Linked DNA regions of Homo sapiens: region 1 is linked to region 2. A link is a contact called in ENCODE Hi-C or POLR2A ChIA-PET data. All regions are on one chromosome and are shown on one strand. Each heading gives the region's core, a stretch centred on a gene start or an enhancer-like site at or near the end of the contact. The rest is flanking DNA. Distances are from core to core; before and after follow the strand shown. Region 1 has its middle 37 kb from the start of RSPH1. Region 2 holds the start of RSPH1-DT (RSPH1 divergent transcript).

What was found. A loop is a pair of places that touch in the nucleus more often than their neighbours do. ChIA-PET counts read pairs that join two places held with the same protein, here RNA polymerase II (POLR2A). Pooled maps may share reads with other maps.
Region 1: a map of B cell shows a loop between it and region 2 (9-fold over the local background). The contact joins the enhancer-like site here to the promoter of RSPH1-DT in region 2. A Hi-C loop is called at or near these places in 17 of 168 maps with a recorded cell type or tissue (B cell, CD4-positive, alpha-beta T cell, CD4-positive, alpha-beta memory T cell and 12 more), 33 of 37 single-sample maps with no recorded cell type and 18 of 50 pooled maps. POLR2A ChIA-PET finds 5 or more read pairs at or near these places in 11 of 52 experiments (GM12878, PC-3, PC-9 and 7 more).

Annotation. Positions count from the first base shown.
Region 1 is chr21:42,456,134-42,462,735 of GRCh38, forward strand. No RefSeq gene overlaps it. Among named protein-coding and RNA genes, the nearest start is that of RSPH1, 37 kb to the right of the region's middle. Within about 2 kb of position 4,363, at least 6 of the 41 ENCODE cell types and tissues checked have a DNase peak (open chromatin) inside an H3K27ac peak, as active enhancers do; they include B cell and OCI-LY7, where a contact is called at or near this core.
Region 2 is chr21:42,493,639-42,500,859 of GRCh38, forward strand. It overlaps RSPH1-DT (RSPH1 divergent transcript), which reads left to right and starts at 2,901. Exons shown (of 3, transcript NR_135518.1): 1 at 2,901-3,027; 2 at 3,185-3,295; 3 at 3,595-3,805. It overlaps RSPH1 (radial spoke head component 1), which reads right to left and starts at 2,586. Exons shown (of 9, transcript NM_080860.4): 1 at 2,495-2,586. The coding sequence starts at 2,548. It also overlaps a transcript of SLC37A1 not described here. RefSeq lists silencers at 2,543-2,662, 2,693-2,932 and an enhancer at 5,668-6,168.

The DNA of each region.
Region 1 (6,602 bases), core at 3,113-5,612, 36 kb before region 2:
TTCAGTGGGTTTCACAGCCCAGCAGCAGCTGGCCCTCTTGTAGAGCAGCAGTTCCCAGCCTTTTGGCACCAGGGACAAGTGTCGTGGAAGAAAATTTTTCCACAAACCAGGGTGGGGTGGGGGTGGGGAATGGTTTTGAGATGATTCAAGTGCAATTACATTTATTGTGCACACTTTATTTCTATTATCACGTTGTAATATATAATAAAATAATTATACAACTCACCATAATGTAGAATCAGTGGGAGCCCTGAGCTTGTTTTCCTGCAACTAGACAGTCCCATCTGGGGGTGATGGGAGACAGTGACAGATAATCAAGCATTAGATTCTCATAAGGAGCTCACAACCCAGATCCCTCACATGCACAGTTCACAGTAGCGTTCACAGTCCTATGAGACTAATGCCACCACTCATCTGACAGGAAGCGGAGCTCAGGCAGTAATGAGAGCAATGGGGAGTGGCTGTAGATACAGACGAAGCTTCACTTACTCATCCACCCACTGCTCATCTCCTGTTGTGCAGCCTGGTTCCCAACAGGGGTTGGAGGCCTCTGTTACAGAGGACCCTCTCCTGACCGCCAATGAGACCCATGAGCTCACCGTCTTGTCTGCCCTTCCACAGCCCACGCTCCCTCCTCAGCCCACGCCCCCTCCTCAGCCCACACTCCCTCCTCAGGCTCAGCACTGGGAAGAGTTCGTCCTTCCTCACCTCAGCCCTCAAGTGTGGAGTCCGGCGCCTCAGTCATCCACTCAACAGACATTTATGAGGGAATGTTTGGGTGCCATTAACACTGCTGGGAAAGCAGCAGTGGATCAGATACAAGCTCACTCTCAAAGAGCTTATATTTCAGTGGAAGGTGGTGAGCAATGGACTAATAAGCCAGTGAACACGTAACACCTCCTCTGCCAATACGTGAGGTGAAGAGAAGACAGCAGAGAGGGGGACAGAGGCGGAATACAAATGTTATGTTAGCAGTGAACAATCAGTAAGTAAAATAAAAACATCACTTATAGTAGCATAAAGAAACCAGAAGCAAAAGAGGATGTACTGCATGATTCAATTTATATACAACTATTTAGAGACAAATCCAATCTGTGGTGACAGAAAGCAGCACATCAGACGCTTAATGCTGGGAGTAGGGGAATGGATTGCAAATGGGCACGAAGATATTTTCAGGCTGACGGGAATCTGTGTGCTGATTGTAGGGTGGTATATTAGTCTGTTCTCACGCTGCTAATAAAGACATACCTGAGACTGGACAATTTATAAAGGAAAGAGGTTTAATGGACTCACAGTTCCACATGGCTGGGGAGGCCTTATAATTATGGCAGAAGACGAAAGGCACATCATACATGGCAGCAGGCAAGACAGAGAATGAGAGCCAAGCGAAAGCAGAAGCCCCTTATAAAAATCATCAGATCTTGCAAGCCTCATTCACTACCACGAGAACAGTATGGGGAAAACTGCCCCCACAATTCACTTATCTCCCACCAGGTCCCTCCCCAACATGTGGGAATTATGGGAGCTACAATTCAAGATGAGATTTGGGTGGGGACACAGCCAAACCATATTAGGTGGTCACATGGTTGCCTACATTTGTCCAAACTCATTGAACTGTTCACTTAAAATGGATGTTTTACTGTCTACAAAATATACTTCAAGAAAGCTGATATAACATGTTTTTAATTTTTTAATTAGATTGGGATATTAGGCTACTGGTACCAATGCCCAAGGGCTTCCCGTGGGCCCCACGGAGGGCCAGCTCTTGTCACACCCACCGGGTGAGGCACAGAGAGGCCAGTGTTCCCTGAACCCATAGCCAATGGCAACTGATAGAGCACTTTACATATATCTTTATGATGGTTAGGGTATTTGGATGATTCTGTTAATTTCTGAGTTGTCTACATTTTGGGGCGTTGGTTGAAAGCGACACTCTTACCATGTTCGCACAACACAGGAGCCAGATTTCGAAGTGGCACAGGCAGTCTAGGGTTGTAATTACATGAGCTCAGGTTGGTTCCTCCGTCCCTTAGCCACCAACCCCCTTCCAGTCCCTCTTCCACATACCTCTCTTCATTCTGCGCTGTATTATTATTATTATTATTATTATTATTATTATTAAAGATGGAGTCTCACTCTGTTGCCCAGGCTGGAGTGCAGTGGCATGATCTCCGCTTACTGCAAGCTCCGCCTCCCAGGTTCACACCATTCTCCTGCCTCAGCCTCCCGAGTAGCTGGGACTACAGGCACCCACCACCACACCCGGCTAATTTTTTGTATTTTTAGTAGAGACGGGGTTTCACCATGTTAGCCAGGATGGTCTCAATCTCCTGACCTCCTGATCCACCCAACTTGGCCTCCCAAAGTGCTGGGATTACAGGCATGAGCCACCACACCTGGCTGCTGTATTATTATTTACTCACATACATATCTTGCCATGACGTTGCAGGGATGCAACATGAGTTTACTACTCCATGCTCCTTCCACATAGCCACCCCCACTCCTGCCCAAGCCTGACTCCATACGCAGTGTTTGATCATAGTCCCCATTCCATAAACTGTGGTCATATTAAAAGTGAATAAAATAATCCCCAGAGTTTAGTTGTGTATCATTCTATTTCAATAGTTGTTTTTATTGTGGTGGTAAAACTAATATAACCTAGTTATAACACTCTTTATGATATTAATATAGCCTCTAATCTGTCAAAGTTTCTAATTTTGTGGGCACTCCTTTTTATTGTATTTGCAAAAAGCAGTAAAATCCGGGAATGCAGTGTACTCTTGTTCCCGGACCAGGCTGAGTGTCGGGCAGCTATTTCTTGTGGCCCAATAATGAGATGCAGATGAACTGGGGAGGAGGAGAGTTTTTATTTCTGAAACCAGTTACAGGGAGAAGGCCTGGAAATTATCACTAGACCAACTCAAAATTACAAAGTTTTCCAGAGCTTGTATACCTTCTAAGCTCTATGTCTACATGTAAGTGTGCATTCATCTGAAGACTTAAGTGATTAACTTATTTTAATCTGTAACTAATGTCTGAGTCCTGAAGACCTTCCTCTGCAGCCTCAGTAAATTTACTTATCTAAATGAGTCCAGGTGCTGGGGTGATTACCCTTATCTTGACTTCTGCTAAATCTTGGAGGTCTGGGGAGTTCCTTCAGACTTCCAATAAACTTGTTTGTGGAAGCCTGGGGAGTTTTTTAACCCCAGTAAAACTTGTTTAATCCTAAATGGGTCCTGTTAAGAATTCTTTCATTATTTTGTCATGCGTTAAGGCCCAGGAAAGGCCTGGGCAAAACCCTTGGTGGGCTTTTGTTACATTTCAGCCTTTGTATAGGGGCACTGGCTTTTCTTAGCTTTTAATATTTAACTTAACTACTCGGTCAGTACTGAAGCAGTTGTTATGGAGGCCTGCGTTAGTGAAACCTGGCCTTCCACACTCTGTTTTACATACTCTTACAAATCCAAGTTCTAGAAAATTGTTTTCAAATAAATTTATCTTACGCAGCAGCTGTGTTCTGGATTGCAAGTGGATAAAATGAAACTGAGTGGATTTAACCATGCAGCACCAATAACTACCAGGTAGGGGCTTCCCACGTGGAGGTGTCAAACGAAGTTCGTTCCCTGCACTCCCTCATGCAATCCTCAAGGCAACATGTGAGATTTGCAATGAAGAAATTATACAACACGCAGAGATCACAGAGCTAGCTAACTGTGACGCTGATGTAACCTGGAAGTTACCAGTCTTTGAACTGGACGACTGTTACACTGAGCCGTGAAAGCTGATGGTTCTCAAAATGTGGCCCCTGGACTAGCAGCACCTGTCCCCACTGGAAACTTGCTGCAAATGCACATGCTCAGGCGTGGATCCGAAATTTGGGATGGGGCCCAGCCATCTGTGATTGGACAGGTTCTCCAGGTGATTCTGATGCAGCTCAACCTGAGAATCATTTCTCTTGGGGAAGTGGCTTTGTGGAGGAATGCCACTACAGATCCAATACAAAGAATGGCCCTGGGAGGTTGGCAGTCAGGTGTTCAGGTCAGGTTTCCTCAAAGGCAAGACTCCTATATGACAGGAAGATGATCCTGCGACTTCATAACTACAGATGTGTGTGTGTATATGTATCTATGTGTGTGTGTCTATGCCATTTGTATACACGTGTTTTTTTTTTTTCTTCCTACAATGTGATGAAGAATCAAATTGCAGGCTCTTCATCCACAGAAATTCCCCCTTGTGATCTGAGGCTCTGCCGAGCAGTGGCCCCTCCCCAAAGCAGCCCCAGTTCTCCACTTCCCTCCTGGCCCCCACCCTTGATCATGGCTCCTGAGCATTTTGGGTTTTGTCCAGGGGCTCACTAAGAGCTCTGAGTAGGAAGTTCTCGCTACAAAGATTCAGCTGTGGGCGAAAACCGTATCATTTCCCCAGGTGACGTGGGGTGTGAGGGCAGGGCTGGAGTGCCCCGGGTTCACTGGGGAGCTGCAGAGACTATCACTTGCCTTCCAGGAACCCTTACCGTGTGCCAGCTTCCACAGGACTGTGGTGGAAATGTGGTCAAGGTCTTAGGAGCAGGCCACACAGGGATGGTTCATGCACTGAGGGAGGGGTGTGGAGCCTCTGATTCTGATGGGACTCCCAGGGGTGCTCACAATGGCAAATGGGCTGCTGTTACCTCCTAGCACTGGACTCTGGGTCACCCGCAAGTGTAGGTCACTTCCTTGCTGGTCAGTAATGGGGCACAAGTCACCACAGCAGGCGCCGCTCCTGAAACTCTCTTCAGGGATAGCACGGGCGGAAGTGCAGGCAGCAGGCAGAGCGTGGAGGTCCGTGTGGTGCTCAGTCACTATGGCAACTAGAGATCACAGAGCCACAGTCACCATCCCCCTAGGGCACCTGCCCAGGGAAAAGGAGAAATGTAAAACCACAAGCATACAATTAAGAACAGGTGCAGAGACCCAGCGGCTTCCAGGGCAGCTTTGAAGGGATCCCTCATCTCTCTGGTCCCAGGACATCTGTGCCAAGGGCCAAGCATGGGCCTGATTATAAGGAGCAGCACTGAGGTTCCGATTAAATGCTCAACCCTGCCTGATCTCTTACCAGGAAAGGGTGTGATATGTCCCCACCCAAATCTCATGTTCAATTGTAATCCCAAGTATTGGAGGTGGGGCCTGGTGGGAGGTGACTGGATCATGGGGGTGGATTTCCACCTTGCTCTTCTCGTGATAGAATTCTCACGAGATCTGGTTTCAAAGTGTGTGGCACCTCCTCCTTCTCTCTCTTCCTCCTGCCCTGATCTTGTAAGAGGTGCCTGCTTCCCTGTCGCCTTGCGCCATGATTGTAAGTTTCCTGAGGCCTTCCCAGCCATGCTTCCTATACAGCCTGCAGATCCCTGAGTCAATTAAACCTCTTTTCTTTATAAATTACCCAGTCTCAGGTAGTTCTTTACAGCAGTACAAGAACAGACTAATACAAGGTGTCCATGGGGAAAGACACATGGAGAGATTTGGGCAGAGAAGAAAGAGAGGCTGGAAATTTGGAGCTGCCAATTCCCCTGAACCCCTGTTGTCTACAGAGGCAGCTCCCCTTTGCTCTCCCTTCTCTTTCTCCCCTCCTCTCTCCTCCTTTCACCTCCCATCCCCCATGGAACCCAACACTCCTCTATTAAAAAGCCTTGCAATGACTGCACCTGGGGAAGTTGCCTCCTGAGCTGATGCCACTTCCCCAGGACCCACATCACACCTCTCATTGCCTCCAGTCCCAGAAAACAGTTGAGACCATCAGAGGCAGGGTGAGGAGGGCCCAAGACCCCCCTGGGAGGAGATTGCCTCAACATGGAGCTGCAGGTCCACTCTAGCAGGTAGCAGCTAGAGCCTGGGAGCAAGTGTGGGGTGGAGTCTGACAGTGCCTGCCCCACATGGAAGAGAGCGAGCCTGGATTAGGCTGGGTTTCAGGGTTTAATATGTTGGCTCAACCCCTGAGAAAGTGGTTAATAATCCTCCAGGTTGGCTAATTGGACAAAGTTAATGAGATTGAAAAGCTTGAAATCCTGGCACGCTCTAGAGAACAGAGCTCAAAGACTCAAGGAAATAGAAATGTAGAAAGGTGCCTACTATTTGCAACTGACTCAGACCTTCCCTAATATGCTTCTTCCCCAAGGGGCCCGGAGGAAGAGAGGAAATGCATTGGTGAGTCCTTCACCAGCTCTGTGGGCCGTCCTCTGTGGGCTGGAGGCAGCGCCACTCTAAGCACCAGAGTAGGGGCGGCTCTTAACCATCAGAGACAAGGCAGGTCTCAATGCCCCAAGGAGCGAGGGATCGCAGGTAACAGTATTTTGACCCATAATTGTCTATGGCAATGGGTCCTTGGTCACAGGCACCCCAGACATGAGACAGAGACCTACTAAGTGCTGCTTGACATATTTAGGTGGGGAAAGCCCAGGTCTGCTAGGAAGAATCCTGCCTCATGGCTAAATCCCAGGTACCAGACTTAAGGCGGTTTGCCACCTTTATCACAGGGTTCCAACATGAGGGCCCTTGAACTCTCCTATGGCGAGAGGCCATCTGTTTCCTGCTGGGATCCTGACTGAGAGGATGGTGCCTTCACAG
Region 2 (7,221 bases), core at 1,651-4,150:
GTACACAGGGCTCCCTTGCTGATTAAGTTTATCTTATTTTTAAGACCCCTAGCAAGAGACTTAAGGTTCGAACACTCATGACCCAATGCTGCAATAATTATGTATCTATCTGTGGTTTGTTTTTGTTTTTGAGACAGGGCCTCACTCTGTTGCCAAGGCTAGAGTGCAGTGGCACAATCTCAGCTCACTGCAACCTCCGCCTCCCAGGCTCCAGTGATCCTTCCACCTCAGACTCCTGAGTAGCTGAGACTATAGGCATGCGCCACCATTCCCAGCTAATTTCAAAATTTTTTTGTAGAGACAAGGTCTCACTATATTGCCCTGGCTGGTCTCAAAGTCCTGGACTCAAGCGATCCTTGGCCTCCCAAAGTGCTGGAATTACAGGTATGAGCCACCATGCCTGCTCAATTATGTGTCTATCTTAAAAGTAAATAAATAAAAAATGTGATCAAAGCTTGCAATTTTCCTATCCTTCAGAAAATAAATGTTCCTTAGCACCTAATACATGGGTATAGAGTGAATATAGTAAATAATAAAATGCTGAAAGCATCCAGTAATGATTTAACATGGGTATCTCATAACATCACACTGTATTTCTTAAATATACATAATAAAATTTATTAAAAATTAAAATTAAGAAATTGAATTGGATGTATATAGACTTATTATAACACAAGTACTGACACACTACATTGAGGACTTCAGAAATAAACGTCTGTGCAATTCTTGCCCTTTTCTAGCACTGTTTGGACCACTAATTCCTGCCTAGAATATAAGGTAAAAATCTGCGACCTCACAGATTTGTTTCAGGGTTAGTTTACATCAAAATGTACAAAAGTCCCCTCCTTCTATCCAAGAGGCTTCCCAATACACCCAACACTGAGCCGCTGGGGTGGCTGAATAAGACAGAAATCCTTTAAAATGACCCCAAATGTGATCTGAACCTAAAAATTATAGGCACTAAAAAGTTACAAATCAGTGGGGCCATTTGAGGAGACAAACTAGAAATCTTGCTGGTCAAGTGTTGCAGGTTGGGTTCACCTAGAAACAGACCCTGAACAAGTGATTTTTTTTTTTTTTTGAGACAGAGTCGCTCTGTTGCCCAGGCTGGAGTGCAGTGGCGTGATCTCGGCTCACTGCAACCTCTGCCTCCCGGGTTCAAGCCATTCTCCTGCCTCAGCCTCCCGAGTAGCTGGGATTACAGGTGCCCGCCACCATGCCCGGCTAATTTTTTGTATTTTAGTAGAGACAGGGTTTCACCGTGTTGCCCAGGCTGGTCTCAAACTCCTGAGCTCAGGCAATCTGCCCACCTCGGCCTCCCAAAGTGCTGGGATTACAGGTGTGAGCCACCGCGCCTGGCCTGATTTTTTTAAGTGCTCTCCTGGGAGAAAGTAGTAAAGAGGGCAGGGAAGTAGACATGAAAGGGCAGGCAGCTAAGGAAGGATGCCTTTGCAGGTGAAGTCCCAGACTTGGCCTAATCCAACAGGGACTCTGGGGGCATCAATCGCACTGCAGACTTTGTCCTGCTTCTTGCACTAGCTACTGGCTGTCTGGCCGGATGTGAATTTCAGGCACTTCTGGCTCTCCATACTGGGCAGGTAGTTCCAGCGCACAGAGGTGATAGCTTGAGTAGCAAATCAGGCGGAAGCTGGGAGATGAGTGCCCAGAGCTAGCAAAAAGGTCTGGGCAGGCACTGACAGCACCACTGCAGAGTCGCTAGATTTTTCAGTTAATTCTGAAAGTACCTCAACTCTGTACTGTGCATGCAGACCATAGTGGCTGAGGTTCCCTATCTGTCAGCCATGGAGAGGTCACTCTCTGGAGTAGGGAGGAACTACTCTCTGGGTGATAGAAATATTCCCACACAGAACCCAGCTCACAGGCTGGATGTGCCCTCTTTCTCCTCTCTGCTGCCTAACTCAGGAAATAACTCCAAAGACCTGGGTCAGTTCAGATGGGGACTGAAGAAAGCACATGTGAGGATACGCCTATAAGGTAATATCTTCAGGAACCCTCTCCTGAGCCCAGGGCCTCCTCAGCATTTCTTGGAGGCTGCCAGGAAGCAACTATCCTCCATGCATCTAAATGCCGGGGGAGCAAATCTCAGCTACAGAAATGACTTATTCAAGGGCAGTATGGCAGCGTGGGATGATCTGCTCATCCGAGAAAACTGCCTCGATGGGAATTAACACAGGGAGGAGGAAACTTCCAAAGCCTTCCGCTGGGAAATCTTTGCCTTTAATGGGAGGCAGGATGGGGGTGGGGGAAGAACGAGGCGGCATGTGGTAACCAGACGTCACAGCGTTTCACTTTTCACCATCAACTTCCAGGACGCACGCAGGTGTGTCTGGCGTGGCCTTCGTCCCTGCCGGGGATCCTGGGGAGCTGTGGCTCAGACCTCTGGTTTCTGCGCCTCCTCACTCTCCAAACCCAACCTCGAGGTTCCCCCGCCGCTGCGCACCCTGGGAAGCCCTTTCTCACCAGGAGCTCTCACCCCAATATCATTCTCTCCCTCCTCCTCCAACTCCTCCGAGCCCAGGTCCGACATGGTCTCGCCCCAGCCTGGATCACAGCCGCAGCGCCTCTAGCAGGTGGGTAGCAACCGCCTCCACCGCCGCGTCCCGCGTCGCCATGGAGACGCGGCCGGTCCCGCCTCCCTCCCAGCCCGGAAGATGGGGAGCGGGGACAGGCGACGCGGACGAAGCGGGAGGAGCCACTGGCAGCCTTTGCGTACTGTCATAGCAACGGGAAGGGCACCTCGACCAATCACCGCCCGGGAATACGGAGGGGCGGGGCGGAAGGGACGAGGTGGAGCCAGTGGCAGCACTCTGGTGCCGTCATAGCAACGAGGGGCCGCTTCGGCCAATCACTGCTCGGGAAGCGAGGGGGCGGGGACTGGGCAGGGCCTGAGCGGGTTCTGTGCCTGGCTGCCCACCGGCTCTCTGACCTGGACCTCGCCGTCGCTGGCCCCTGAAATCCATCACTTTTGTCGGCTGTTCTGTGACGCCACAACGAGGAGCCACCTGGGTACTGGGCCCTCAAGAGGAAGGACGCGGGAAACGCGTCCGGGCCAACTCTCGAGAGGGTTTCACCCCTGCCCAGTGCGGGCACTGCCCGCTCCCTTCCGCCCCCAGGCCTCGCAGGCCCCTCCGGGGATGCTGCCCACCCCCACTTACCTTTCTAGGCTCTGCTGACCCTTCGGGATTCGCGGCTAGCTGTGATGTGTCCGCCAAGATCTCTTCTCTTGTCTGTAAACAACTTCACTCTCAAGGAGGCAGCTCTGGCCTCTCAGCAGGTGCGGCCTACAGTGATGTCCGTCCGGGTTTTACATCCTTCCCCGACCTCGACATGAGTCCCAGCCCCCTCGGGCCTCTGACTCTCAGGTGTCCCCTACGATCGCCGTCCTCTCCTCTCGCTCCTGGCTCCCCTACACTGTCACACACCCACACAATCACAGACGCACACGCATGTACACGTGCAGGCTTGGAAATCTGCTTTACCTGACGCACTCCGCCTGCCGAAGGCCCCTCACATCTCCCATTTCCTCTGCCATCATCCCAGACTGCAAAGCTGTGTTATTTGTTGTTGCTGCAGGAGCTGGGGAGGAGTGACTGAATAACTATAGGATTTGGTCTTGATGGGAGAATCCCAGAAGCCAAATCCACGCGGTGAATAAGCTGCTGATCTTCCAGAGCACACATCCCCTAGAGATTCTTCCCAATGCTAATATGAAAGGTTACAACCATAACCCATCATCAGGCCCAAATATATTACTTACTGAATAAATACACAAGTTACAACAACACACGAGATTCCAAAATTATGTCGTTTTTTAGATGCAAAGATAAAAATGTTGTAAACACCAAAATTTAACAGCTTTTCTTATGGGGAAAAGTGGGGAGTTAGGGATAACAGATGATTATTATTTTCTTCTCTACATATTGGCAGTTACCCAGTTACTACAATTAAGCATGTCCTATTTTTATAATAAAATGCCAGAAGCATTTTAAATGTTAGAAATCTAGAATGGTAACATAAGTATATGCAAATAAATACTCGTTTTTTACATTTAAAATGTCAGAAATTTAGCTTTCAAATTTGTCCTAACAATGACAGTAACCAGTGTTTACTAAGTTCTGACACTGTGTGTGGGCACTGTTTTAAGAATTTTATGAGTTATCTTATTAAATCCTCACTATCATTCCTCCATTGAACATCTAAGGAAAGGGAGTTATAGGGGGTTATAAACTAAAAATAACCTCCTAAGCCCCACCACAGCCAACTGAATGGACCCCTCTTGGCCAAGAGGGCCCCAGAAACCTTAAAAACTGCGTTCTCAGCCATGATGGGAAGGGAGGTCGAACATGCCTCACTAATACCCTTGTGCAGTTTAGACACAACAACTAACAAGCATTAATGTTAAAATAGAGATCATAAGACTGACAGAATGGACGCTGTGGCAGTAAGATACCAACTTACAAACAGGACCTAAGGCCATGCCAGGCATGAGTTAAGTCATGCATCCCTACACTTAAAAGAATAAACTATATTTTAACTACCTGGAGAAGGTCTTATGACTCGTGTTTTACATCCTGTACTTGAGCAAACAATCTTACTGTGAATCTCTCAAATCGTATCATGAGTTCCTCAGACTGTTGATGTACTAATTAATACGTAAACTACTGACACTGAAAAGGATACTGATTTGTTTCTGAATCATGACGTTTCACTGATTGTCTTGTGCATATGCAGAAAACATTTTAGCCTGTATGTTGTCATCTGTAGCCAATGACTGTAACCTCTATATTGTCCCTCCAATGAAAAAAGACAACTGCAATATGAGGAGTCCCCTTCCCATTCCTCAACTTTCTTATAAAAGCACTGCAACTTGTAACAGACTTTGGAACACACCCAACTTTGTTGGTGTGTCTTCCCCATTCAATCTTCAAATTTGGCTTTCAATAAGCCTTTATCAATTTCCGCCTCAACAGCCTTAACTTTGGTCGACAGCAGTTAAGATCCTTACCCAAGATCATACAGCTAGTGGGATTCAAATCAAGCCAGCTGACCCAAGAGCAACTGTTGCCCATCACTATACTGCCTCCCAGATCTGTGATATAAAGAAATAACTATAGTTTTCTGGCAGTGACTAAACCATCTACCAAGCAGAGGACCACTAGTTCAAATGCCTTGGATTGCAAACACCAGAGAGTGGCTTAAGCAAACCACATGGTTAAGCAAACCCTGTTCTGGATCACATCATTAGCAGCTAGACGTCTAGCTATAGCTATTAAATCCTAAGGTTTACAATTTGATTTCTATCCCATACGAATTAGCCAGGGTCTTCCCTCCCAAATCTTTCAGTCAATCTATAGTAATTTCACCACACTGTGGGTTTGGCAATTATCCAAATAATTGACACCAAAGGCAAGAAGGGGTGAACAACAGGATGGGCCTCCCGGCATCTCCTGCAGCAGCACCTGGACTGGATTCTAAATTCCTCCTTCCAGAAAGAAGCTGCATCCCAGCCCAGATCCAGCTGAGAGCCACAGCTGCCAAGAGGCAGTCGGAGCTCTGGGCACCTCTCTGTGCACCCAGGAAGCCCCAGGAGGACTTCATCAAGCCAAGTCGATGCCTCACTCAGAGCCCCAGGATCCCTGACTCCTAACCCCACAGTGACCTGGAAATGCCTGGTGATGCCAGAAGCAGCGCTTTCCAATTCTGAAGGCCCTCAAAATGCTTGTTCAGCCCACCTTCCTCCTTTCCTGGGGCGTGGGAGTGGTGGGGAGATGAGAGGCAGAAAGATGAGGACATCATCAGGAGGTTTTTCCTTACTGGAAAATGAGAGGAAATCCTCTTTCACTACTTAAAAATCAAAAGGGGCTGTCCATATTCCTCTGGCAGGGGTCTCCCATCATCCCCCGCGAGGCATTCCCATTATCCCCTGCGGAGCTTTCCCATCATCCACAGAGGCCCTTCCCATAACCCCCAAGTGGGAAGTTCGCGCAAGTGCGGCTCTGCAGGGAGGAGGGAGGGCCGAGGGGAAGGCCCTCGAGAGAGTGGAGGGCAACAGTGGCCACGGTTCCTCTGTACTTCGTTTCTTCCGTAAGAAATGATCTTCTTGTCCTTCTTAAGTATAAATGGAGCGATCCATTTCCTTTTACCCATTAACCCCTTCAAAAAGAAGAAAAACAGTCCCAGGCTGGCCATGGTTGATCTCTGCAGGGGCGCTGGTCAGGGTGCCTTCTGCTTCCTGGTGGGATGGCCTAGGCCGGGGAAACTGTTGAAACCACCCTGGGGCTGCCTTCTGTATTTTCCACAACCTTCCAGGCCCACCTCCCAGCTGGAGGCCCTGCAGCTTGGCAGTTGCCATGGCGACTGAGTCCCTAAGTGTGTCTCTTCTGAGCTCTCCTGGACAGTGTGGAGAAAAGGCCTTAAGAACTGAGGGGCTTCAGTAAAATGCAAACAGATTTTTTTTTTGTAGGCACTGTTCAGATAAAAAGCAGGGACTTTCAACAAAATGAGTTCAGGTCCATCTTAACTATAGAACTATGAGGTTGTTTATTAGAATAATTGTACTCTGGTAAATTTACCAATTTCATATATATGCATATTTATAAACAAACATATTAGAGTATATAGATAGAAAAAGTTCTATCTACATGTAGAATCGAAAACTTTTTAAAATAGTGTTGGTAGTATCACACATTGCCATTTAGTGGATAGAGACAGACCCGAGATTGGAGCCCTAGCTCCGTATACTTCTTTCTGAAGTCAGTCTACTCATCTGTAAAATGGGCTGTTGTGAGGTCAAAATTAGATATTCATAATGAGAGTAGCATAGTGCCTAGCACAAAGTAAAGCACTTAGTAAATGGGAGCTATTACTATTAATTGTACTGCTGTTAATCTTACAATAGGTTAAGCACCTTTTGTCTATCAGTATGTTTGGGGGGGAATTTTAACTCAAGTTTATCTTAATCGTTTTCAGTCGTGTTTTTTTCTTGAAAAGAATCAAACTGCCAAAGATGATTCTGTCAGTTGTTTGTGACAATCAGAAGTTAGTCTGTGACGAACAGATTAGTTTTAATGCTCATATTCATTAGCACTAATATACATAAGGGTGGGGAGAGACTGAAGCTTCTGGAAATATATAGACAGGTAGATTCTTAAGCGTAAGTAGGTATTTGAACTGTTTGTGGATTATGTCTCATAAAATTGG